3 separate regions of the Homo sapiens genome follow, and regions 1 and 3 are each linked to region 2. Evidence: chromatin loops called from intact Hi-C (ENCODE). Cell type or tissue: heart right ventricle. All regions are shown on one strand. Region 1 overlaps GRIA3 (glutamate ionotropic receptor AMPA type subunit 3). Region 2 holds the start of GRIA3 (glutamate ionotropic receptor AMPA type subunit 3). Region 3 overlaps GRIA3 (glutamate ionotropic receptor AMPA type subunit 3).

Region 1 (8,000 bases), 240 kb after region 2:
TCTCATATTGTATGATTCTATTTGTCCAGAATAGGCAGTCTACAGAGACAGAAAGTACGTTAGTTGTTGCCAAGGGCTTGCAGGGAGCAGAGAGGGGATAATCAGGGCCAGTATCAGGGTGAGGCAAGTGAGCCTGAGTAAAGCAAGTACAGGGATCACATCCAAGCTTTATTTAAAATTTTGATATTATGCATTAATTTTTTAAATATTGGACTAAAATTCTATTTATCTTGATTAATGAGATTTTGATGCCCCTTTAAACTTTGCATGTGGGGAAGTTGCCTCACTTGCCTCATCCTAGTCCTAGGCCTGCCAGGATTAACTGCAAATGAGCATGAAGGAACTTTTTAGGGTGATAAAAATGCTCTAAAATTGGATCGTGATGATAGTTGCACAACTCTACGTTTACTAAAATCACTGATCGTACACTTGTATTGGTGAATTTTATGGTATGCAAATTTTATCTAAGAAAAGCAAAATATTGAACATGAATGTCCTGAGCCTCACAAACTTAGTCTAAACCTAAACAAATATGGCGGTGAATTCTTAATCATAATACATTGTAGGTGACTGTAACATCTTTATATTTTGAGACAAAAAAGCTGTAGGTTTTGGTAAACTTGAACATTAATCCAGATACTGACCAGAGTCAATTATACAAACACATTAGGGATTTTCATGTGAAATATAAAGACTCAGAAGAGTCCTACCATGTTTTTACAGCATACTTCATTTTGAGATTATCCACTTGGACCATAAAACATTTAAAAAGAAGCTTTGCAGCATAACTAATTGGTAACCATATTCAGCAGCTTTTTAAAATAGTCTGTATGGGGTATGCCTCATTTATCGAAGTCACACTTTTTTTGGCTTTTCTCAATCTGCTTGATTACATTCTCCAAATTATTTCACTCCCTGTTCCTTTTGTGCTTAGAATGTATGTCATTTTTTGTATTATCTGGGAGTTTATTTTGCTAGTTTCTTTATTTTTTGAAATGTTCACTTCAAGAGACTATGGTTTCTGAATGATCCTATAATTAAATGATTTTTAACATGGCTGGTAATCTATGTTGAGACAATACTAAAGAGTCATTAAGGCTCAAGATTTTATTGGTTTCTGTAAGTGAATTTTCAGAACTAAGTTTGTGGTATCCCCATTGGAGTGCTGCATACTACTCTGCATACTCAAAAAGCACTCTTCTCATTTTTAGAAGAATTTATATATATATTGATTCATTAAGTAATAACTTAAAGATTATGGCCTGAAAATGACAAGTTGAACAGGTTTGTTAATGTCTTATAGTAGAATGTAAGCTGTGGCTCTTCTTTGGCACTGAGATATATCAAATGCTTTTTTTCAAAGTATGTATTTTATTATACTAAACTAGACACTGTCATAAAGAGCAATGGCTTTCAAAATTTTTTTTACCATGACCCACAGTAAGAAGTAAATTTTCCATCACAACTCAGTATACACATATGTATATAACCAAAGGTTCACCATACTTTACCCTTACAATGTGCAATGCACTCCGATATTTTCTATTGTGTCATTTTTTTTTTAATTCTGGTTACAATTCAACCCAGAAATAGGGCACACAACCTACAGAATAACACTAGCCTAGAGTAACAAATATTATTCTTACTATACTTTTAAGTAATAAATTATTGCCTTTATGAGCTCTATGTTTTCCACCATATGGGTGATCCCTCCTCCAATATTGTCTTTTGTGTGTCTTTCGAAATAAATTATACCTTTAAGCATTTTAATAAAATGTTATGCTTCTTAGCATATTTCTGATATATACTAGTGAAGAGGAAACATGTTTCTCCTTGTCTTGAGAGCTCTATTCATTATATGTTTGTGCTCAATTGTATAACAGCAATCACTGTGATGTTTCTAGAACTATTAACAGATTTAGAAATTTCTGATAATAACACAGTTGTTACTCTAAGATTTGTGGTTGCCTTGACTACAAACACCAGCAGTATACTTTATTTCTGTTTAATGGCCACAGTTGGAATGCAAACTCTTCAGAAAGCCCAGAATGTGAGCATGCATTATACACTCTGACTTTTCTCAAAATTGAAGCAATTCAAGAAATTATGAGACCACATTTTAAAGTAGAATTTAAGTATTAGAGCAGGAGAAAATGTCAGACATAAATTAGCCCAACTGCTTCCATTTACTGGGGGCAGAGGGACAACAACCACCTTCCCTCAGCTCCCACTGTGTATAGGCACTTTACCTCCATTATCAGGTGGATTTTAATCCTCAAAACACCACTGCAGCGTGGGCATTATACTTATTTTTAAGTTGAAGAAGGTGATAGTCAGATTAAATAATTTGCCCAGCCACACAGCTAATGGCAGAGCCTGAGTACAAACCAAGCTCCAATTCCAAAACATGCTCTTTCCACTTCATGCTGCTTTTTCCAATATCACAGACAAGGGAACAGCACCCGAAGGATGATGTGATGAAATCCAAGGTCATGGAGGTTTTCAGAGGCAACAGTATGATTATTTCCACTACTGCACACTGCCTCCTACTACCAACCTGAAGTTGCACTGTTTGTTCCATTCCTCTCCTCATGCTCAGGCATAAGAGCTGTTTTCCATTCTTTCAACCTCTAAAGAAACTCTACCTTTTTTCTGGTTTGCAATGAAAGAAGGCAGTGAGCATTTAAAATATTATCGAGAGTGTGTATGCTCAAAGTAAGAGACTGGGAAATCAGAAACAAGACATCATGAGAAAAACTGATGGCATCATTACATTTCCACCAAATTATTCACAGCTACCTAGAAGCTTAAAGAGTCTATGTCAATATTAGGTTTGAACTACCATAATTGTTCAGAGTGAATAAGTTTGTTCTACATGAAGCTGGAGGCTGAGCTAACTCTAGAGAAGGTAATCAATATAATAACCTGAGGTTTTGTCCACATACAAACTGATTTATTAGGAGGAGTCGGTGGAAGGTACGAGGAGATTCAATTCAACCTTTTTCCCCCTGAGTGGGGAAGGAGAAGACAGGCAATGGGTACAGGCAGATGGAAGAAGCATAGTGGTTAAGCACGTGGGCACTGGAGTTAGCCTCACTAGATTCACAATCTGCTTAGCAGTTGTGTAACCTGGGGCAAATCACTAAACCTTGCTAAGCCTCAGTTCTTCATCTGTGAAATAAAAAGCACAGTGCCTAGCATGTAAGTTCTCAATAAATAATAGCTATTGTCATTATTAAATTGGCTGCACATAATCATGCTAGTTTCACAAATACTAACAGCTAATATAACATTTGCATTTTAGTTCCTAAAACTCCTTGGGAATACAGTTGAAATACCAGTTAGTATCAAAGAGCTGACCTCTGATGAGAAATAACCAGCAACACTCCTTCTTGAACTTGCTTTTGTTAAAGATTACAACTCTTGCAAATATTTTTATTGTATTATTCTACTATGTCTTACTGATATTGGCTGGAAGTTGTAACTTTATTTTTAATACGAAATTTATTTCCTTTGTAAAACTTGGATAGAACCACTAAGCAGTCCAGAGTCCAAGTCCTTCCAGACAAATGCTCCCCCTGCTGACTTTCTGTGCAGCTGCAGGGACATCTGAGGGCTAGACAAATTGAAGACATGAGAGTTGGGGGAATTATTACAGAGAAAATGGAAAGAACAGATGAACTTGAACCTGATTACTGTGTATAGATGTTTCCAAAGGTGTTACTCTCCTGTTAAGTTTTCAAGATATGAAGTACTTTGTTGAAGAGGGCAGGGGGTCTGTCCAGATTAGTTGACACGTAGATCCTCCTTTAAAATGTAAAGTATGTGCAGAATAATAAAAGACATGAAGGGTATAAAATAAATGAGATCAAAGACAATAGGATTTTTGGCTATATTTTAAGCATACCCTTTCCTCTGCTGATGTATGACCACTGTCTTTATCTTACTGCAAATTCACTTCAAAGTAGTAGTGATGTAATAATAAATTAATGAGGTAATAGCAGAATTTTTATTACAACTACTTCATGGCTTTTCTGGCTAAAAGCTGTAGTTTTCAGTCTTTGGGACATGGTTACTTATTCCCATCAGAGAAGACTGTAAGAACCAAAGATTGATTCTGCACATTTTTTAAAAATCTGCCACAGACATGGCATTAAATGGAGTATAGAAATGATGCATACTTTGGAAGAAAGAAGAGAAAAAAAGGAATGATAAAGAGTTTGTACAATAGAGAAGCAGTTTTCAGTCCCAGCTCTTCATCTTGTAAAGCTAGTAAAGTGAAGATTATAAAATTTACTTACAAGATGAAGGTTATAGCACATAGCTCACTTTTATTATCATTTCAAAGGTCATAAAATATATTTTATTATTAACTCAGAAAATCTAGTTCTTTATTATTACAGATAACAAGAGCATTGTATATTATTTGATGTACGTATTTTGCAGTGCTTTTTATATGTCTGTTTTCCTCTTGTTGCTAATTTACTTTCATTAACTTCACGCCTCCTCTTACATTTCCTCAAAAGGTATGATACGCTTCTTATAATGCACTTTTATAAACACTAAATGTGCAGCATTTTACAGCCATTTCATTACGCTAACCTTGAAATCTGTCTTGTGCAACAAAACTATTTGAAATGAATGTTAAACATTTTGTAGCTGCATTAATGGAGGGAAAGATACTGGAAAATGACAGGTCTTTTTAACTCAACTATAAAGTCTTGTCTTATTTTAATAGATCCTTTATAAAATGTGATGGGATTGACCCATCAGTCACTTTTTATATAACCTCCATGTGAAATGTGAGTTTAAGTGGCTATAGTTTCCCTAATGAGAAAAGGTAAATGTAAAAATGCCTATGGAGCTTCTTCCCTGTAGGTTCCACTGCACTTTTTCTCAGTGAAAGGATTGAGGCGCTTATGCTAAACAAGGGAATAAAGTGGTGGAAATTCCATCAAATCTTTTGTCTAAGCTACTACTGTTTTGAGGCGAGAATGTTGAATGCAAGCTTGTGCATTCCACACTGATTCCACTGAAGCTCCTTTTCTATCTCTGCTGAGGTATGCAGGTACTGTTATAGCATTTTTATGTGGGTAATCACCCAAATTCTCCATGATCATAGGTATATCATGACATTAACCACAAAATTGCCAAAGTCAATAACCATGTAGACAAGAGGCCATGAAAATGACCATTTTGCATTTAGATTTATTTTCAGTCATGTCAACAACCAACAGCTGAGTCATTCAGATCAACCACATGATGATCTGAGTCAGTACTAAAGTGGCCAAAATAACCAGATTATGATGTGCAGGCTTGATTTTAGATCAGACTGACACAGCCACAGTCCATTAGCCTCAATACAATGGCACAGTGTAATTTCCATAAATTACTGTATTTTTCTCCACATTGTCAAGTAGACAATGCATAAACTACCATTAGTATTCACAGCAGCAAAATATACCTCTTTCCATATCAAACTGTGATTCTGGAATTACTCCAAAGTCAGTTTTCTCCTTGGTCTGGCAAAACCTCATCATTCCAAATAAAAATGACAGTCACAGTTCTGTCCCAAATGAACAACAGATAATAAACAATAATTATACAAATATGTTTGGTTTTCATGCCACTATATTTCTCAGTGTTTGGAGAAAATTTGTACCTTCTATAACTTGCACACCATTTTGGATTTTCTTATACAAAATACGGGTATTTTATACTACAAAAATGTGGGTATTTCTCTCCTAGTGTATAAGTTTAAATGTTTTATTTTCTATTCTGCCTCTCTGTGCCTCAGTTTCTTTATCTGTAAAATACCTCTGTTTGCTTATCTTTAAAATAGTACCTAACCATAGGGATAGAGAATTAAAATAGTTGGCACAGGTAAAGCAATTAGAACAGAGTCTGGCACACAAGAAGTGCTCAATAAGTATTAGCTATAATTGTTATCATTTTTCTTCCTCTATTACTATGGATGTTTCTTTGGAATGTTAATCTTTTATATAGCAAAATTATTTCTAGAGTCAGATCAGTTCAGAATAAATTAAATGTATGTGGCAACAATGAAGAAAGACTCTGAAAGGTCTAAATGCATAATCAAAACACCCTGTATACTTTTAGCATTCAGAAGTGTGCCACATTCTTTTCTGACTCATCCAGATGTTTTTACTTCTGATTAAAAGAGAAATGTTCCCAGATGAAATCCTGAGATAGTGTAACTGTTAGAAAAATCTACTGCAAAGCAGATTTTCAAATTCAAAAAGCTAAAAGTGATCATGTTCAGGAAATAAATACGGGTTGTCTCAGGAATCCAGGGACGAACAGGAACTACAGATTTAAAAAAAATCAAGTCAGTTTGTTATAGTTAACCAATAATAAATATTTATCAAAATACCTGCCAAAATTATTCAGAGTGTAGCATCTAAAACAACTGAGTTTTCCAGAGGCCAGAAAAAGGTTACCTTGGGACACAGGAATTTAAATTTGCTTTAAAGTGGTGAAATGCTGGTACAGACAGAGAAGAGCTTGATTTGCCGGCTCTCAGCCCAGAACTACCCTCTTCCCACAGAGCCTGGAGATATGCCAGGCTCCTACGCCTATTCTTGACTTTATGACAGAGTGGGTTCTCTTCCTGTGAGTTTTTCTGGGCATGGGAGAACATAGCGTAACTAGGATGGAGCTCTGCCACACAGCAGAATTATCCTAAGGATGATGTGGCAATGTTTTATAAAACCTAGGGAGCAGATTTTCATTTCTGCAGACAGAGCCAGCCTTCAGCAACACTGTGAAGGAGATGAAGTTTCCTGAGTACAAGCCATTACCCATCACTGAGCATTCAATTCCCTCACACTGTCCAATAACTTCTTATGGTCCCTGTCTCTGAGGAACACTCATGATGCAGGACCAAACTTGCAACCCTGTCTGCACCTTGAGAGTTTTATAAAGTGCTGCTGCTTAGTCCCAACCCCCAGGGTTATGATTTAATTGGTCTTGAAGCCTAGGCAAGGTTTTTTGTCTTTTTGTGTTGACGTGTTTTGACTGAAGCTCCCTAGATGATATTGATATGCAGGCAGAACTGAGAATCACTGATGTAGAAGAACAATGTTTCTCAGTTTGGTCTGCAGACCACTTGCAGCAGAATCACCTGTGATGCTTAAGAAGTGCAGATTCTTGGGCATTCAGCTATTCTGAATCTGCATTTTAACAAACACCTCAGGTAATGCTGATGCACAGTAACATTTAAGAACAAAAATTTCCCCTTATTAAAACTTACCCATCTTCTTTCCCATTCCCTACTAACTGAATAAACAGTGGGTGCTGTTGAAGTAATGTGTTACATTTTGATCAAGCCTCCTGAAAACAACACAGAGCGTGATTCCAATAGAATTTCTCCATCAGACCAGGAGGATGATTTTGTTTTCGTTTTCTGTGTGTGGGGGTGGAAGGGGGTGTGGAGGAAGCAAGCCTTTTGATGCCTCTAATCCCACTATACAGGTAGTTTCCTACTTCACTTGGAGTCTGCCCTGAGTGGTTAAGGCTTAGTTGTCAAAGGAGAAAGTTTCTAATCTCCTGGGCCCCAAAAGCTATTTATATGAAGATGATGAGAAATATTATCATCTAGCTCCTTGCCTTATGGATGACCAACTCCACAAAATAGCAATGTCTTTGTTAAATTTATTAAACTCAAAGTGAATAGTGCTCATTTTCCAGCACCTACCCATTTATCTTCAAGTGAGAAGAGGTTTTTGACTATGTTTCTCTCATGACATTACCTTGTAGCAGTGGTTTTCAACCTTGGTTGCACTTTGTAATCACCTGGTGAGCTTTAAAAAATTTAAATGTCTGTGTCCTACCTCCCAAGTTCTGATTTAATTGGTGGGCCTGGGCATGAGTTTTTTTTTAAGATCCTAGGTGATTTTAATGTGGAGCCAAGGCTGAAAACCATTTGCTTCTACAGGTGTGCCCAGCAAACTTCACAGGAAGAGAACTCAATAAGTTAA
Region 2 (8,000 bases):
CAAGATTGGATCATGAATAGTCACATGATTCACTGCCAACTAATACAAGATGATGTGACATAGATATGAAGCCAAGAAATCCTACAGCCATTTTGCCATCTTCAGGGAAACAGAAAGGAGAGAGGAAAAGAAATTAGGTTTTTGATGAAATTGTTGAAATATTGAGTCTAATGAATTCTCAAGTCAGCCATACCTTTGGCCCTTCCAGTTATGTGAGCCAATGTGTCTCCCTTAGTGTTTATATCAGTTTTAGTGGATTTGTTCTTGTCTGCAGCATGAAGTATTCTAACTGATATAGGACCATTCAAAGCATGGTCACTAACCCTGAGGGTGCTTAAAGGAGGTGGTGTGAAAGTGTTTAGTCCAGAGAGGAAGGTGTTGGAAGAGAGGTACAAAAAATACCAGGTCATTTCCAATTAATTGCTCCTCCAAATGGCTCCTGGGGATGTCTTCAGGGAAAACATGGAGTTCTAAATACCCTTATGTATAAAAAGCAAGCTAATCTGAAAATGATTTAGGATAAACAATTGCTCCCATAGCCACTACTCACTTGGTGTAACTGTCTCCTTCTAGAAGTTTCGGTGGATCGATTTCTGGACATATTAAATCCAAATTAATAAGGTTTTTCCTCTGACTCATAGATACACTTCCAACAGAAGCAACTCCAACTAGGCCTGTGTCTGAAATTTTAGCTTCTCAGGGATGTAGATTTATTTAACAACATGGAGGCCAACACTTAGATAGAAGATTTCCACAGAGGTTTCTGGAGGGGTGATATAATGGAGAAAATGGAACTATAGAGAAGTAGGTCAGAGGACCTAAGCTTTCTTAGAAGTCATACCCAACCTGAATCTCCAGATATGGCTAAACTCTCTATTCTTCCCAAATAATCTGGAAGTGACAGTGCAAAAGATGGCCACAAAGAATCAGTTGTATCTAGCTTAGTTCCTTTATTAGAGTCTAGGCTAAAGTTTGGACAGTTTTTCTAACCCCAAAATAATCTCACCTCATGGAATCATAGGATGATCAAACATAAAAGCAAGACGGGTACTTAGAAACCACTTTGTTCTATCTTGTGTTTGTAAGGGTTTGGGATAAGGGAAGTACCTTGTTTCAGATAGTTAAACACCATCCTCTGTGCTGCCATGGTACCTGGTGCTTACCATTTTCAGAGCACTTGCCATATTGCATTGTCATTGCCAGTGAATACATCTGCTCCTCCTTTGAACTTGACATTCATGAAAAGCAGAAACTGTTCCTTGCTTCCTTACATTCCTGGTGCTTAGCAAAGTCTGCCTATAGTAGGTGGTCAATAAATGTTGAAGAAATCAAAGTATCAAGTCAAATGGTTAGAAAATTATGCTCCCATTAGGCAAAGGATATAGTATCTTGGTTTCATTTTCTTCGAAGGGTATAGCAGTTTCCTTCCAATGAAATAGGATGATTTCTGTTGTTGTTTTCCTGATTTTTATGAAGTTGGCAAGTATGAGGCTCACTGTACGGTATAGATCACCTCTTAGAATTCCACTGGCCAACAGTTCTTTATGCTTATCCAAGTGCACCTCTCAAGCCTGAAACAAGCACAAAGCTCATGAAGAGAAGTACACTTTTTACTTTTTGATAAAAACTGCAATGGTTATTTTCTTGCTATTTAAACTATATCATAGAGCTCATTTAAAAGTACAGATCATAGGTACTAAGGCTAGCAGGTAATCCTAAATTCAGCAGGGATACTCTTAACCACAGAGGGAGAGCTAGGTTTGGGGCTTTGTTGGCAACTTCTGGTGGCTATGATGCTGCTAGTATAATCTCTAACCCCTCGTTGGAAAATCAAAGTTGAAGTTTATAAAGTGTCTCCCTGCTCTTTTGGGTGAGGAATCGATTGCTAAAGAATTTGCATGTATTATACAGGCTTTTCAACCAACAGCAATATGCTTAGTCTACCACTGTGCCCCTGCTGGCTCAGATGAGAGTAGTCCAACTCTGCCAACAGCTGCCACTGACAGCTAAAAATTGAAAGAGTGGCAGCAGATAAAAGAGAGGGGAAAAAGGTATTGGGCAGGGGAGGATGACAATGGAAGGGATGGGTGGCATTTACATTCATGACTTCGAGGGTTTTCAAGTGCATAGGCACCAAAATACTTTTCTGCCTCTCATCTTTAGTTACTGAGCCACCCTCATCACTCTTCAAGCCAAATGACAGTGAAGATGGCCACAGATCTTTTCTTCCACCTCCTCTTACAGCTGGCCAAGCATGGCTGGGGACGTGGCTACTTTCAGGAGTGAAGTGAGACATGCTGAAAGTCACTTTCTCCTCGTACAAAATATATTGTTCACTCACATGAAATCAAAACTAAAACCTCCTCATTAAAGTTGTTCCTTTGGGACAAGGCATTGAAGGCTCCTATTAAAATGCAACTGTGTTATCTAAAAAGGAGAAACACCTAGTGCCTGGCACAGAGTAAAGGTTCTTTAAATGTGACATTTTAATATTAAATTGTCATTGCCTGCCATTAGAATCTTAGTAAAGATTGTCTCCCGGGCCTTTTGAGGAGCCACAATGGAAAGATTTTAATGTGGAACATTGGCATAGACTTGATAGCAGAGTCTGAAGTTATGTGGAATATGAGGAGAGAGGAGGATGACAGCATGAGGAAACTTGGGGGACAAGAGGGCACTTTTACTAGGTGAGAAAGAGGGAAGGGAGTTTGGAAATTAACATTTATTGATTTTTCTCTGAGGCAGGCACTGAATTAGATGCTTTCATATCAATTATCTTACTTAATTTTCACAACTGCCTTATAAAGAAAGATATTAATATTCCCATTTTGAAGATGAGAGAACTGGGGTTCAGATTAACAAAGTTGTTCAAGGTCACACACTGCCTGTATGTGATGGGACTTAGACTCGAACCTGGACGTGTATGCCTCCTAAGCCCATGTTCCCGAATAATGCTATGTCCCTGTCTACATTTGGCAGGGGATGACCAACCTTACCTCTGCTACCCGCTTTGCCCTAATGCTTCTTCCACTGAAAAGATGAGTCTCCTCAGACTCTCATGTTTCTCCTTCACTCCTGTCCATGAAATATCAAAATGGAGACAAAAGATTTCTATGAGTGGTGGGTGGGAGGAAATTATGCATTATCAGAATGAATAGAAATTTGGGAAGAGCCTAGGACAATTTTTCTGGTTTGAAGCCATTTTGTTCCATTGTTCCAGGCTCCAGACTACGTCTCGCCAAATCCAAAGTTCTGTAGCAACTGATATACTAGCTGGGCTCCAGGGTCCTTCTATCCCCTGTATATTCCCAATTTTATCCCCGATGTATATCAGTTCGCTTTACACTGGCAGGAGAGTTCATGTTCCACTTAGACCAGGAGGAGAGGATATGAAAAGGAAAATAGCAGGTGTGGGGAGGATAAAACCCATGCCTTCTACAGTAACTGTAAAGTAAAAGTGAAAAACGTGAGAGATAAAGAGGATTCTTTTTCCTCATTGCGGGAGAAAGGGGCTAGGGAGAGGAGTCTATAGCCCAGGAGGTTCATCCGCAGCATGCTATGGAGAAGGCCACCGTCACTGAAATCCGGTCTGTACTGTAGGACTTCATAGGTTCTTTGCTCGCCTTAGAGCAGAGGGGAAGAAGAGTCAGAAAGAATTGATAACCTCTGAGGTCATCAGTCAGGGGCCTAGGCTGCTAAGTCCAGAGGCAACACCAAGGGATCAATGCAGCTAGGTACAGTTTTCTCCAGCCTCAACTTTCAATCCCCACCCCCAGACCAGCTCATTCCCACACCTCCCTCCTCCTTGGTCAGTGAGCCTGAGCGTCCTTTTCATTAACCTTTTAGTTACTACCTCTACGCACATACTTTTTCCTATGCCCTCCAAAGAAGTCAGCCCCATACTGCCCATCACTGCTCAGCACCGCCCACCCCATGCCCCCGCAAGCCGGCCTCAGCACTAGTTTAAGGGGAGGGACACGCCTCCCAAAGCTGCGGGGATGGGGGTGGGGGTTGCTCACTCGCCCTCGGATCTCTGCTGTAAAAGCGGAGCGGCAGAGACCGGGCATGCGCAGCATCTTCGGGCGCATTGTGATGGGAACTGCTTCTCTGAGTCTCTACAAAGACTCCGGAGTAACCACTAATGGCCCTCCTAAGGCCCCCCTTCTTTAAGACAGACACACAAACACAGAGGCAATGCAGCTATTTTTTTTTAAAGGGTGGGAGGACGTTGCAGCTTGAAAGGTTGATCCACGTTAGGAGTGGTGTATTTCTATTGATCCCATCTCCGGTGTTGACAAACGCCAGCGCCTAGGCTTTGCAGTCCGGGGCTGCAGTTTGCAGTAGAGCTAAGCGGTGTGCGGCTTTAATTCCACGTCAGATCAACTTTGATCAATATCCCCCTACTGGCCCAATTGGAAGAGCCCAATTCACCGGCACTGAGCCTTTTCGCTCTTTCCTTTTTTTCCCCCCCTCTTTAGACCTACCATCTTTTGCGGGGGGGGGGGGGCGCGGAGAGAGTCTCAGATTGTCTTGATAATTTATTCTTTCGTTCTCTTTCTTTTGCTTCTCTATTTTTGTTTTTCAGTGTTTTGCTTGTTTTGTTCTGTTTTAGGATTTTATTCTCTCTCTCTCTCTCTCTCTCTCTCTCTCTCTCTCTCTCTATCATAGGGACAGAAATCGCTTTGGCAAACCCAGCTTGCAGCCAATGAACCCGCCTTCCAGATTGGTGTGAAGACAGAAGTGAGGTGGGGGGAAGGGAGGGGGTGTGAGAGATCCTGGGAGCGAGAGGGAGAGAGAGGGAGCAAGAAAGGAAGAGAGAGCGAGCGAGAGAGAGCGAGCGAATAAGAGAGAGAGTAAGAGGGAGAGAGAAGAAGAGGAAGAAGAGGAGGCGGCGGCAGCGGAGGAGGAGGAGGACTAGTGTGGGGTGGAAAGGAAGAGTGAGCGAGAGCAAGTTAAGGGGAGGGGGTGTAAGAGCCAGCGAATTCTTTTTCTTTTTCTATTATTATTTTGACGACTCCTGAGTTGCGCCCATGCTCTTGTCAGCTTCGTTTTAGGCGTAGCATGGCCAGGCAGAAGAAAATGGGGCAAAGCGTGCTCCGGGCGGTCTTCTTTTTAGTCCTGGGGCTTTTGGGTCATTCTCACGGAGGATTCCCCAACACCATCAGCATAGGTAAGCGCAAGCGAGCCAGCCGTCGGTCCAGGCTCTCCCTCACCCGAGACCACTGCCCCGGCAAGGCTTTCCCTGCGGTGGGTCCCTGTCCTGCGTGGCCTGGGAACTGGGACTGGGGCCGGGACCGGGCAGAGATGGTGCGGGGCGGGGGGCGGGGCGGGGGGAATCTGAGCCTCAACGAGGTGGCTGGTCTGAAGAGCCTCTGGGACAAGAGAGGGGTCTCCTGGGGCTAGTGGGGGTGAACTGCTAGGTTTTCCGAGCCGAGAGGAGCACCGGAGGCGAGCAGGAGGCTGGGATGCTGCAAGGGGGTGAAGAGTCGAGGCTTTTCGGCTCGCTGCTCTGGACTTTGCCATGGCGTGCGTGCAGCTCCTGGAAGTTGTCCCAGGGTGATGCCGACTGTCTGGCCGCGCCAGGGCGCATAACCCGGGCCCGGGGTGCTCAGTCCGTGGTCTCCGGCTGTCGGGAGACAGGCTGGTGCTGGGGGAGGTGGAGCCCACTTTGGATCTCCCAGACCCGGGCAGCAGCAGGCGTTGGTGGTGGATGGGGTAGGAGGCGGGGGTGAGACTAGGAGCTGAGCGGGCAAGCGGCGAAGTCACGCAGACCACGAATTCATGAATTGCCGCTGTGTCTGTCTGGAGCCCGGCTCCTGGGCGCCTGGAGGGAGTTATCTTGGCTTCTGTCGTATTTACAAGTCTAGAAGTTAGAATTTTTGCCATTACTGAACCAACCCCCTGTATTGTCACGGGGGAGGGTGGCTATGGGGAACGGGTTGGGGTAGCAGGGGGAACAATATTGTTTTTCTTCCCAACCTTTCCCTTCACACAATGAAAAGATGACCAGCTGTGCGGATGGGCGGGGGGCGGAGGGGGGGGGCGACTAAAAAAAAAGAAGGCTGCCGACTAAGAAAGAACCAAGTCTCACTCTTGGTTCCATCGTCCTAACCCAAAACGGCTCCCTCGTCTCTTCTCCCTTCTCTCTAGCCTCTTCTTTTCAGTCTAGAAAAGCCAGGTTTCTCTTGGCCAAAATCTGAGTTCACAAGTCTTGAAAGACACACAGGTTGAATATCAATCCTCAATCCCACACCCCAGTATCATTGAGAGGTATCCGGTATCTATATTGTTCCCCAATTCCTAACTGGCCCTAGTGTGGGGGAACACAAGCCAAATCTCCGTTCCCTTTGCTTATAGGTGGACTTTTCATGAGAAACACAGTGCAGGAGCACAGCGCTTTCCGCTTTGCCGTGCAGTTATACAACACCAACCAGAACACCACCGAGAAGCCCTTCCATTTGAATTACCACGTAGATCACTTGGATTCCTCCAATAGTTTTTCCGTGACAAATGCTTGTAAGTAGATCTGCTTTTCCTCCCTTTGGGACGTTGGGGACCTCATTTGCATCTTTCTTGTGGCACTTAGGGTCTGTGTATGTGCTGGGAGATGATTGCTTCAGTAGATATTTTAGGGGCTCTAATCCATCCGGTTTCATGTTGCATAAATCAACTCCAAATGATACTGCTGAGGGGCTTAAGACAGTGGGAAAAACTCAAGACAGTGGGCAAAAGTCTGCTCCAAATAGTGTTTGATGCAAAAGTTTCATTTTCCTCCATGCTAACCTAGTGTGTTCCTTCTCCAACACTCTCTCTCTTTTTTTTTTAACTGGGGAAAAAAAAAGAAAGAAAGAAAAAAATAGCACGGTTGTTCAGAGAAATTTCTTCAGATGAGATTTAAAAAAGCAGCAGCAGCTTCTTGATTGAGTCAATTCAGGATGTACATCACTTGACTGTTAAAGCTAGTGCCTGGCTCTAGGAACGAGCTGAATTTGACAATTGCCTAATGTGTAGGAAGCAAATATGAGAAATTCTGCAAACAAGTGACCTTGAGGGGCAGAACAGGCTGGGTTCCCTGGCCTCTTTCTGTCCTCAAATATTACCTTACTTACTGAGAGAGCTCTGATAGGAACTCATAAGACTACAAACTGATTGCAAGTGATGAATGCCTAGCAAACTGAGGGGAGGGGAGAAAATGGTGATCAGGTGATGATTTAGAAAGCTAGTTCTGCCTCCCCTAGTGTTGTTCACCCCCATGATCATTAAAGACAACACAGTTCTTAATTTAGAGCAAAGAGGGGGCAGGAGGAGAGGAGGCTTGGAGCAGGAAAACTGAATATGGAAAGAGAAGAAATTCATCAGGCCCAAAGCCGGTTCTGAAATCCTTAGTTGTACCGGGTGATTATTCCTCTGAAAAGGGGACATTTTGTAAAATACAACCAAAGGAACCTAAATGGCTAATAGCCTGTTGGACATATGGTTTTACTTGAATGGAATGTTTCGTGAGAAAGACTGAGAATACTTCATGTAAGCTTATTTCACTAAAAGTTTTCACAACAATGAGGCTGAATATGGTATAAAATATGCTTTGCTTTTATGGCTGATGTAGTTTGGAATTTGGGGTTTTTCTTCCTTTCTCTTCCAAGGGAGAAATGATATTTATGTTTGGATGGGTGAAACTTTGTATATGACTTTCTTTAAATCCTTCTGCCTCAAAGGATGCATGGTTTCCAGAAACCACTGAAAGGGTCTCTCCAAGGGCACAGGTTTCTTGGCTTTGAAGACTTGGGCCAAGAGGATGGGGGTAACATACTCTGCAAGAAATATGACAGTTGTCAGCTTTAAGAAAATTTTAGCTGAAGATACAGATCCTTATATGAACGTGTTCTGAGATACTCCATATTTGACTTTCTTTGGCTTTCTGACATTGACAAAAATAGGAATTTATTAATTCCAGCTAGTGTGAAAGTTACGAAATGTCTGTCTATACTTTGCATCTTATT
Region 3 (8,000 bases), 230 kb after region 2:
AGTAATGGGGCTGCAGGGATGGTTGATTATAGGTCATATTCCCTGGGTGTCCCCAGACTCCTTCACGCTCCCAGGACACATGGCAACTTTACAGATACTATTTGCACTGACATTGCTCTGCCTAGAAGAAATTATCTCTTAGGTCGTCACTATCCTAAGCTGGATTCATTTTCCATTAAGAAAGGCAGAGAGTCGATTTGTCCTTCCAGCTAAAAGGCAGAGAAGCAAGGGTCCAGTAACAGATGCCAGATATTCTTCAGGTGATTATACTGGGCTTTGGCAGAAGGGCTGATGATTTGATAAAAGTCCCCCCTCCTTCAAATGATGCATGTAACCTCCAGGAAGGAGCATTAAGGACACATGAAGTATGCCATTCGAAGCAGAAAGAGTGGGGAAAATATTTCCAGCTAAACGTAGTCTCACAAGGCCTTCATCCAGCTACAGAGACACTTTTTTATCTTGATATTGTCTTTAACTCTCTCAGCTCCCCAAGGACAAGGAGCCCTAATCAATAGATCCAGTCGGGGATACCTGTTCTGGATAAAGAAATTAGGATATTCTGTTGTGACACTGCTTGTTGTTGCACAGATTTAAATAAGCCTCATTCTTTTCTCCAGATCTTAACAATTGCAGACAGTAAACATCCCATAGAGTACTGCCAATAAATCAGTTTAAGTCTTGTCCCCCAGCACACAGCAATTATATTCCTATTGTCTAGCTTGATTCTGCCCCACTCCTGTTTTCAACACATATCAACTTTCCAAAGGAAATGTCTGCCAAAGGCAACTAGAGCCCTGTGGTTGATACAGGGACAAAGGGTCAGGTCATGTCTGCTTCTTCTCTTGGATAACATATAGTACATTATGATTACACATCAATACATTGTCTACTTCCTCTCTCCTGTCCCCTTCCCTGCTTTCAGAAAGTGTTTTAAAATGGTGTCTGACAAGCTCCTGCTCATTCGTAGTCTCATGGTGGGTTACAAGTTTTGTATCAGATAATCAGATGAAAATTCTTAAAGATATAACAAGCTTGCAATCTCAAAGAGATTAAAATTACGTTTAAAGTCAGTGTCATCTCTGGCTAAAACCTGTCAGATTCTTAAGTGCATCAGCCCTACACATATGAGTTTGTTGGTTTTTAAGTTTTATAACATTTACAACTTTGGCAACCCACCTATGAAAAGGATTATAAATCCCCTCAAGCTAAATCCTCTCCAATAATGCAGTTGCTCCATGTTTGCAACTGGTGAGTGGAAAATTCAAACCTAATTCAGTGTGTTTACTGAGCCCACACAGCCACATTTAGGCTGCTTGATTAAAATCCTTTAAGTAGTCAAGATGCAAGCAAAAGTACTAGTAAACTCTTACTCTGTGCTCTTTCCATTTGCTTGATTTTGTCTGTCAATTGGAGCACCCTCATACCACTACTACACACTTACCCACCTAGGTTTCTGAAAATAACTTGCCTACTGCTATTACCAGTGCAAGCAGAGGCTTGAGGACAACTGGCCACTGGAGTGATTCAGGACACCCCAAGAGAGGCACTTCATTGTTGAGTCAGAATTTCACCTACTCCCTAACCCCATCCATAATTCTTACCACTCTCTCTCCCAGCCTACAGCTGGCTTTCATAAGAGCAGAGACTAGGAAAGGAATTCCATTTGAGGACTTACCTTTTTCAGTTTTTCATCAGTGTGGGCCTCCTCAATCTTTAAGTTGCCTTGAAAGTGACCTCTCCCTTTACCTTCTTGCTATGGCAATCCCAGGAGAGCTCAATGGTTATTTTTGGATGCTAGTTAGTTACAGGGTGGAGCATATAACTAACTAGTGTTCAAAATACCTACTGAGCTCTCTTGGGACTGCCATAACATGATTGCCCCACATAAATTATGCCAAGCAGGTCCTATGCTCTGAAATAACCAATTATCACAACAACTTATTTTAACATTTATTTTACGTTCAGGGGTACATGTGCAGGTTTGTAATATAAGTAAATTGCATATCACAGGGGTTTGGTGGACAAAAAACAACCCCATAAAAAAGTGGGCAAAGGACATGAACAGACACTTTTCAAAAGAAAACTTACATGCGGCCAAAAACTGCCTGTGGGAATAGTGGTGATAGAGGGCAAGGGCTTTGCCAAGGCTGGCTCTGAGCTGACATGAGTTCTGCTGCTTGGTTTCTTACCAAACATACAAGAAAGGAGAAGAGTTGCTAAGTCTCCTACCAATAGAAGGGAAGGGAGCTACAGATTCTGCCTCAAGCTGTCCTTGAGCCTTCTTCCACCTGCCTTCTTCCACCTGCTTTTTGCTATTCCCTTGCCTTTTTCCATCTGTAATAGGTATTTTTTAAGGTTCATCATGGGGAATTCTCCTTTTGGAGTCAGGTCTACATCAGTGAGGTACAACTGAGCACAGATTTAATGCCATTCTTGATTGGGAGAGCACCCTCCAAAACATAGACAAATTCCACATTTTTTGAAAAATCTCCTTAGAAAGAAACAATCCAGAAAAAAAAAATACAGAAATGCCAGGCTGAGGAAAAAAAAAGGCAGTGCCTAAGGGAAGCAGATGATTCTTCCTGTTGTCTTTTGTGATTTCAGAAGTACTTCAAACTAGGAATGGCCTTCTTTGGGAATCTGTTCTTTTGATGAATGTTCCTGGGAATCAGACAACAAAAAGTCCTGCTTTATCCATCTGGCCACGTCTTGTTAGTATTTAGTGGTGCTTACCATGTAGTAGGTGTTTCAATTACCAAGTAGGGTTTTTTTAAAGGGGTCAAGATTCTCAAACTCCTTTCTGTACCTTCTAGAAAAGACCCCAAATTCCTTAAATTCATTCCAAAATAATTTTCTCATGTGAATGCCTTCTTATTTCTTTTTTCTAAAACAAACAAGTAACAATTTCTCCTAGAACTATCTTTTAGACTTAAAAGATGAAAAATACTGGTTAAATTAAGTAATTAAATTCAAATGAAATCAAGTGAGAAATGATACTAGAGGGGTATTTGCATGCTCTGAGCAGGAGACAGACATGTTGGCAAAGAGAGGAAGTGGCTTTATCTGTGAATTCTCTTGGCATGACAAGACTCTTTCTAACTGATTCAGACTCTCTCTGCCAAAAAAAAAAAAAAAAAAAAAAAAAAAAAAAAAAAAAACACTCTGCTAGCTTTCTGGCCAACTCATTCTCCTCAGTACCCTTTTTTACTATGACCAGGTCTAGCTTCAGGCAAAAGGGTAAAATAGATGAAAATTTGTCTTTGGCTCCCCTCTAGTTAGTAACGTGGAACTGGAAATTCAGAAGTTAGCCACGATGAGATGAGAGTTGAAACCACAGGTAACAATACTGAGGGATGAAAGTGAAGGACAGAACCTTAAAGAACAAACCTTCATTGATTATCTCCTAAGACAAGCACTCTGAATAGTCCCTTGGGGTACAAAGGTGCACCTTAATTGAGAGAGCAGAACTAGGAAGGAAAGTCAAAGAAGGAACATTCAGAAAGGTAGGAGGAGAACCTGTAGTCTTTCATAACAGAGAGCTAAGGAAAGCACGTACATAGTGCAAAAGGCCAATGGCATCACACAAGCAGTTAATGTCTGAAGGAAGATATTTGAATTTAGTAGCCAAGTATATAATTCAAGAAACAATTTCAGTAATTTGGAGGGGCTGGAAATTAAGTCTCAGGGGTATAAGGAGAAAGTGGTGTTGATATCAAGACAGTAAAGCTGTCTTTTTTCAATAATACTGGTGGTGTTAGGGAGGGATGTAATGTGGTTAAGAAGGCAGCAGGATCAAAAGGTGGGAGGAGTGTTTTCTGTTTCATTTTTGTCTGTTAGTAAATAGGATTACCTGAAAATGATTTTAAGTGAATAAAACAGATCAATGATTTTCAAATTATAGCAAGCATTACAACAAACTGGAAGGCCACATGAGTCTCACGCCTCCACAATTTCTCATCCCATACATCTGGGGTGGAGCCCGAGAACTGGCATTTCTTTTTCTTTTTCTTTTTTATTTTTTTTATTATACTTTAAGTTCTAGGGTACACGTGCACAACGTGCAGGTTTGTTACATAGGTATACATGTGCCATGTTGGTTTGCTGCACCAATCAACACGTCATTTACGTTAGGCATTTTTCCTAATGCTATCCCTCCCCCAGCCCCCCACCCCCGACAGGCCCCAGTGTGTGGTGTTCCCCCACCTGTGACCATGTGTTCTCATTGTTCAACTCCCACCTATGAGTGAGAACATGTGGTGTTTGGTTTTCTGTCCTTTTGATAGTTTGCTGAGAATGATGGCTTCCAGCTTCATCCATGTCCCTGCAAAGGACATGAACTCATCCTTTTTTATGGATGCATAGTATTCCATGGTGTATATGTGCCACATTTTCTTAATCCAGTCTATCATTGATGGACATTTGGGTTGGTTCCAAGTCTTTGCTATTGTGAATAGTGCCGCAATAAACATACATGTGCATGTGTCTTTATAGTAGCATGACTTATAATCCTTTAGATACATACCCAGTAATGGGATCACTGGGTCAAATGGTATTTCTAGTTCTATATTCTTGAAGAATTGCCACACTGTCTTCCACGATGGTTGAACTAATTTACACTCCCAACAACAGTGTAAAAGCGTTCCTATTTCTCCACATCCTCTCCAGCATCTGTTGTTTCCTGACTTTTTAATGATCGCCATTCTAACTGTGTGAGATGGTATCTCATTGTGGTTTTGATTTGCATTTCTCTGACGACCAGTGATGATGAGCATTTTTTCATGTGTCTGTTGAACTGGCATTTCTAACAAGTTCCCAGGTGACTCTTTTGCTGCTAATCTAGGACCCATACTTTAAGAGCCACCGGAATAGATTAGTGGAGAAGGGAAAAATTAAAGATGTAAAAGAGATAGTAGATAGAGCTGGGTTTTAAGAAGCGACAGAGAAATATAGAATGCATGGAATAAGTTGATCAAATCTTAGAAAGTGTCACTTTCTGTGAGATGGAAACACACAGAAGAAATGTATAAAGATGCTGCAATATGTTGACAAAGTTGGGGGAGGGGGAACTGAGATGATAGAGCTTATATCAAATGGCTTCCATCTTCTCAGTAAAGAAAGAGGCAAGATCATCTGCAGAGAGGATAGGACTGATAAGGATTAGGAACTGGGAAAAGTTTGAAATAAGCATCATCCACAGACACAGAGGAGAATCTACTTTTGGGGGGATAGATGGGTTAAATTTTAGAAATGATGAGTTTGAAATGGTGGTGAGCCTCCAAGGTAGATTTGATCAGTAGGCAGTTGGCTTCAATAAACCCATGCTTTCTGCAACTTCCACTAGGATGTAAAGGATGTAGGATGCCCTCCATGCAGGTAAGTATTTTTGTCTGTTTTGTCTGTCTTGTTCACTGCTTCATTCCTAGCACCTAGAATAGTGCTTGGCACAGAATAAAGACTCAAATTTGCATTGGAATGAACCTAAGAGGGGTTGGCTAAGGTTGATAATTGCATATAAAAGTAGTGTATAGTAGAAACCTGCAAGTATCTATGGAGTTAGAACATTATGTTCATTAAGCAACTGGGTTCTGGAATCTGAAGACCAGGGTTCTAATCCCAGCCTCTCTGTGCTTTAGTTTCTCCATCTCCAACATGGGAATGGTGATTGTACCAATATCAAGGTTACTGTGAGAATTAAATGACATAGTAAGTGTAATGTGCTTAGCAAAGTGCCTCATATAGAATAAGCACTCAATAAATGTTAGCTAGCTGTTTATCATCTGCATTTCCCTTTCAACTAATTAAGGAGTATTCCTCAACTGGTTTATCATATGTAATTCAAAGGAGTAAAATTTCATTTCTTTGAAAATATACTCTATATCAGACTTCCCTACCTCTGCCCTTTGGTAGGGGTATTGAGGCATTACTGTTCTGAACATAGAAAAAAAATGATCAAAACTTGTGTTTTCACTTCATATATGATATACCATCCAAAAGCCTTTCCTTAGTCAGAAGGATTTTTCTTTGTGTGCATTTTAAGGCCTGGCTTCAGACTATGACTTACTACTGTTGGAAAGGAACAATTACAGAAAACAAAAGAAATAAATGTAGAAAATCCTAGTGCCTATTTTCAAGGGATTAATATAAAAAACATTGCCTGCCTTTGCCTAAGTTAATTGTGCAGTGCACTACTGACATTTATTTTATTGATTCAATCCATGTGAGTGCTACACTGATATTATCACTAGAAAATATAGCTTACTACATAAATTGTGTTCTGACAACTGTTTTACCCTTGTTATTGCCCAGGCAAAATTCTTTCATGTTTGCATATGTCATATACAGTAATCAACAACTTATTTTTTAGGCATCTACAGTTTCTTTAGTTTAGAATCTGTTGCAGTGATACATACAAAAATAGAAGATTGAGTCTCTGCCTTCAAAAAACCTGTTTTAAAAGATATGCTTTCAAAAAAATTCAAGAATAACATAAGACAGCAAACACCTAAGAATTAAACTGCTGTGGCCCTGTGTGGCACCTCATGGTGTAGAGTGAAGCAGATATAAGAAGTATAGGATATTATGCCTGCTCCACAAGAATTTTCAGTCAAGTGAGGGAGATAAGACATAAGAACACGAAAATTAAAATAAGAAAACGAGAGTTAAATAGTGACATGTCACAAGGCAGTACAAGTTGTATTATAAGGTAGCAAAAACACACTATTAGGAAAAGAAAGCAGAGTCGGTTGCTCTAAGCCAATGTGTCTCAGAAGACAAAAGGCCAGCACCCTTTCTTTAATTTACCATCAAGTTAAAGCACTTTAGAACCCACTGAATGCTACCACTTTTCTAACCTAAGCATTGATAATTCAATTGGTTGTAAAGATTTAGGACTTGATATTTTCACCAAAGAAGTATATTAAGCGACAAATAACTGATTAAAGACTGTCTCTAAAAGTCATATATGTTTTCTTTTTTTTCTTTTTTTTCAGAGAGCTGATATAGCTGTTGCTCCACTCACTATAACATTGGTCCGTGAAGAAGTCATAGATTTTTCAAAGCCATTCATGAGCCTGGGCATCTCCATCATGATAAAGAAGCCTCAGAAATCAAAACCAGGCGTATTCTCATTTCTGGATCCCCTGGCTTATGAAATCTGGATGTGCATTGTCTTTGCTTACATTGGAGTCAGCGTAGTTCTTTTCCTAGTCAGCAGGTTCAGTCCTTATGAATGGCACTTGGAAGACAACAATGAAGAACCTCGTGACCCACAAAGTCCTCCTGATCCTCCAAATGAATTTGGAATATTTAACAGTCTTTGGTTTTCCTTGGGTGCCTTTATGCAGCAAGGATGTGATATTTCTCCAAGGTTTGTTTTTGTGGCATACTCAATGCCTCATTGCATTTTATGGTCATACTCCATTCATGTACATATGGTATTCATCCATCTCAACTCCAGATTTTTTTCATTTAACATTCCATCAAATGACAGATTATCATCAAGCCATTGTGTTTGCTTATGTCCATGAAGTGAGTGTGTCATTGGTGTTGCTTTGAATGTCTTTCATGCATTTCTATGGTATTGTATATACATTAAAACAAACATTTGAACTCTGGATAAAGGCAACATTGCCACTAATATTAATATTATTCAGATAAAGTAAATACTAAATCTTCATCAGATCAAACAGACATGGTTTCCTAATTAATTGTACTGAAGTGTTTTCTCATTTCTAAAGAGATTGGATCCAGACAAAATTTAAAAGAACATAGAACTCTTCTTTAAATCCCTCCTACCTTCTCCTTTCAATGCCCTCCCTTTTTCATTTTGCTCTCAGACTGCCTACAACTATCCATTATAGTATCCCACCCAAGTTTTCTAGTTAAAACTATAAAACTTCTCAAAGAAAACATAGGAGAATATCTGTTTTACCTTGGTTTGGACAAAGTGCTCTTAGATAAGACACAAAAAGCACAATCCATTAAAAATTTGATAAACTGGA

What was found. A loop is a pair of places that touch in the nucleus more often than their neighbours do. Peaks named below come from ENCODE experiments on the same cell type or tissue, not always from the same donor. Only the 100,000 strongest peaks of a DNase experiment are listed, where the experiment ranks them.
Region 1: a loop joins it to region 2, with 4 times the contacts of the local background. A loop is called at or near these places in 30 of 110 quality-filtered maps.
Region 3: a loop joins it to region 2, with 4 times the contacts of the local background. A loop is called at or near these places in 30 of 110 quality-filtered maps.

Annotation. Positions count from the first base shown.
Region 1 is chrX:123,419,498-123,427,497 of GRCh38, forward strand. All of the region lies in intron 11 of GRIA3 (glutamate ionotropic receptor AMPA type subunit 3), which reads left to right. Among named protein-coding and RNA genes, the nearest start is that of GRIA3, 240 kb to the left of the region's middle. RefSeq lists an enhancer at 5,087-5,236. In heart right ventricle, a CTCF peak has its summit at 3,574; no DNase peak of the experiment used is centred here.
Region 2 is chrX:123,179,475-123,187,474 of GRCh38, forward strand. GRIA3 (glutamate ionotropic receptor AMPA type subunit 3) reads left to right here and starts at 4,804. Exons shown (of 16, transcript NM_007325.5): 1 at 4,804-5,170; 2 at 6,358-6,516. The coding sequence starts at 5,062. In heart right ventricle, no CTCF peak of the experiment used is centred here; a DNase peak (open chromatin) is centred at 4,797; H3K4me3 peaks cover 2,229 bases.
Region 3 is chrX:123,410,413-123,418,412 of GRCh38, forward strand. It overlaps GRIA3 (glutamate ionotropic receptor AMPA type subunit 3), which reads left to right. Exons shown (of 16, transcript NM_007325.5): 11 at 6,990-7,366. Among named protein-coding and RNA genes, the nearest start is that of GRIA3, 230 kb to the left of the region's middle. In heart right ventricle, no CTCF peak of the experiment used is centred here; no DNase peak of the experiment used is centred here.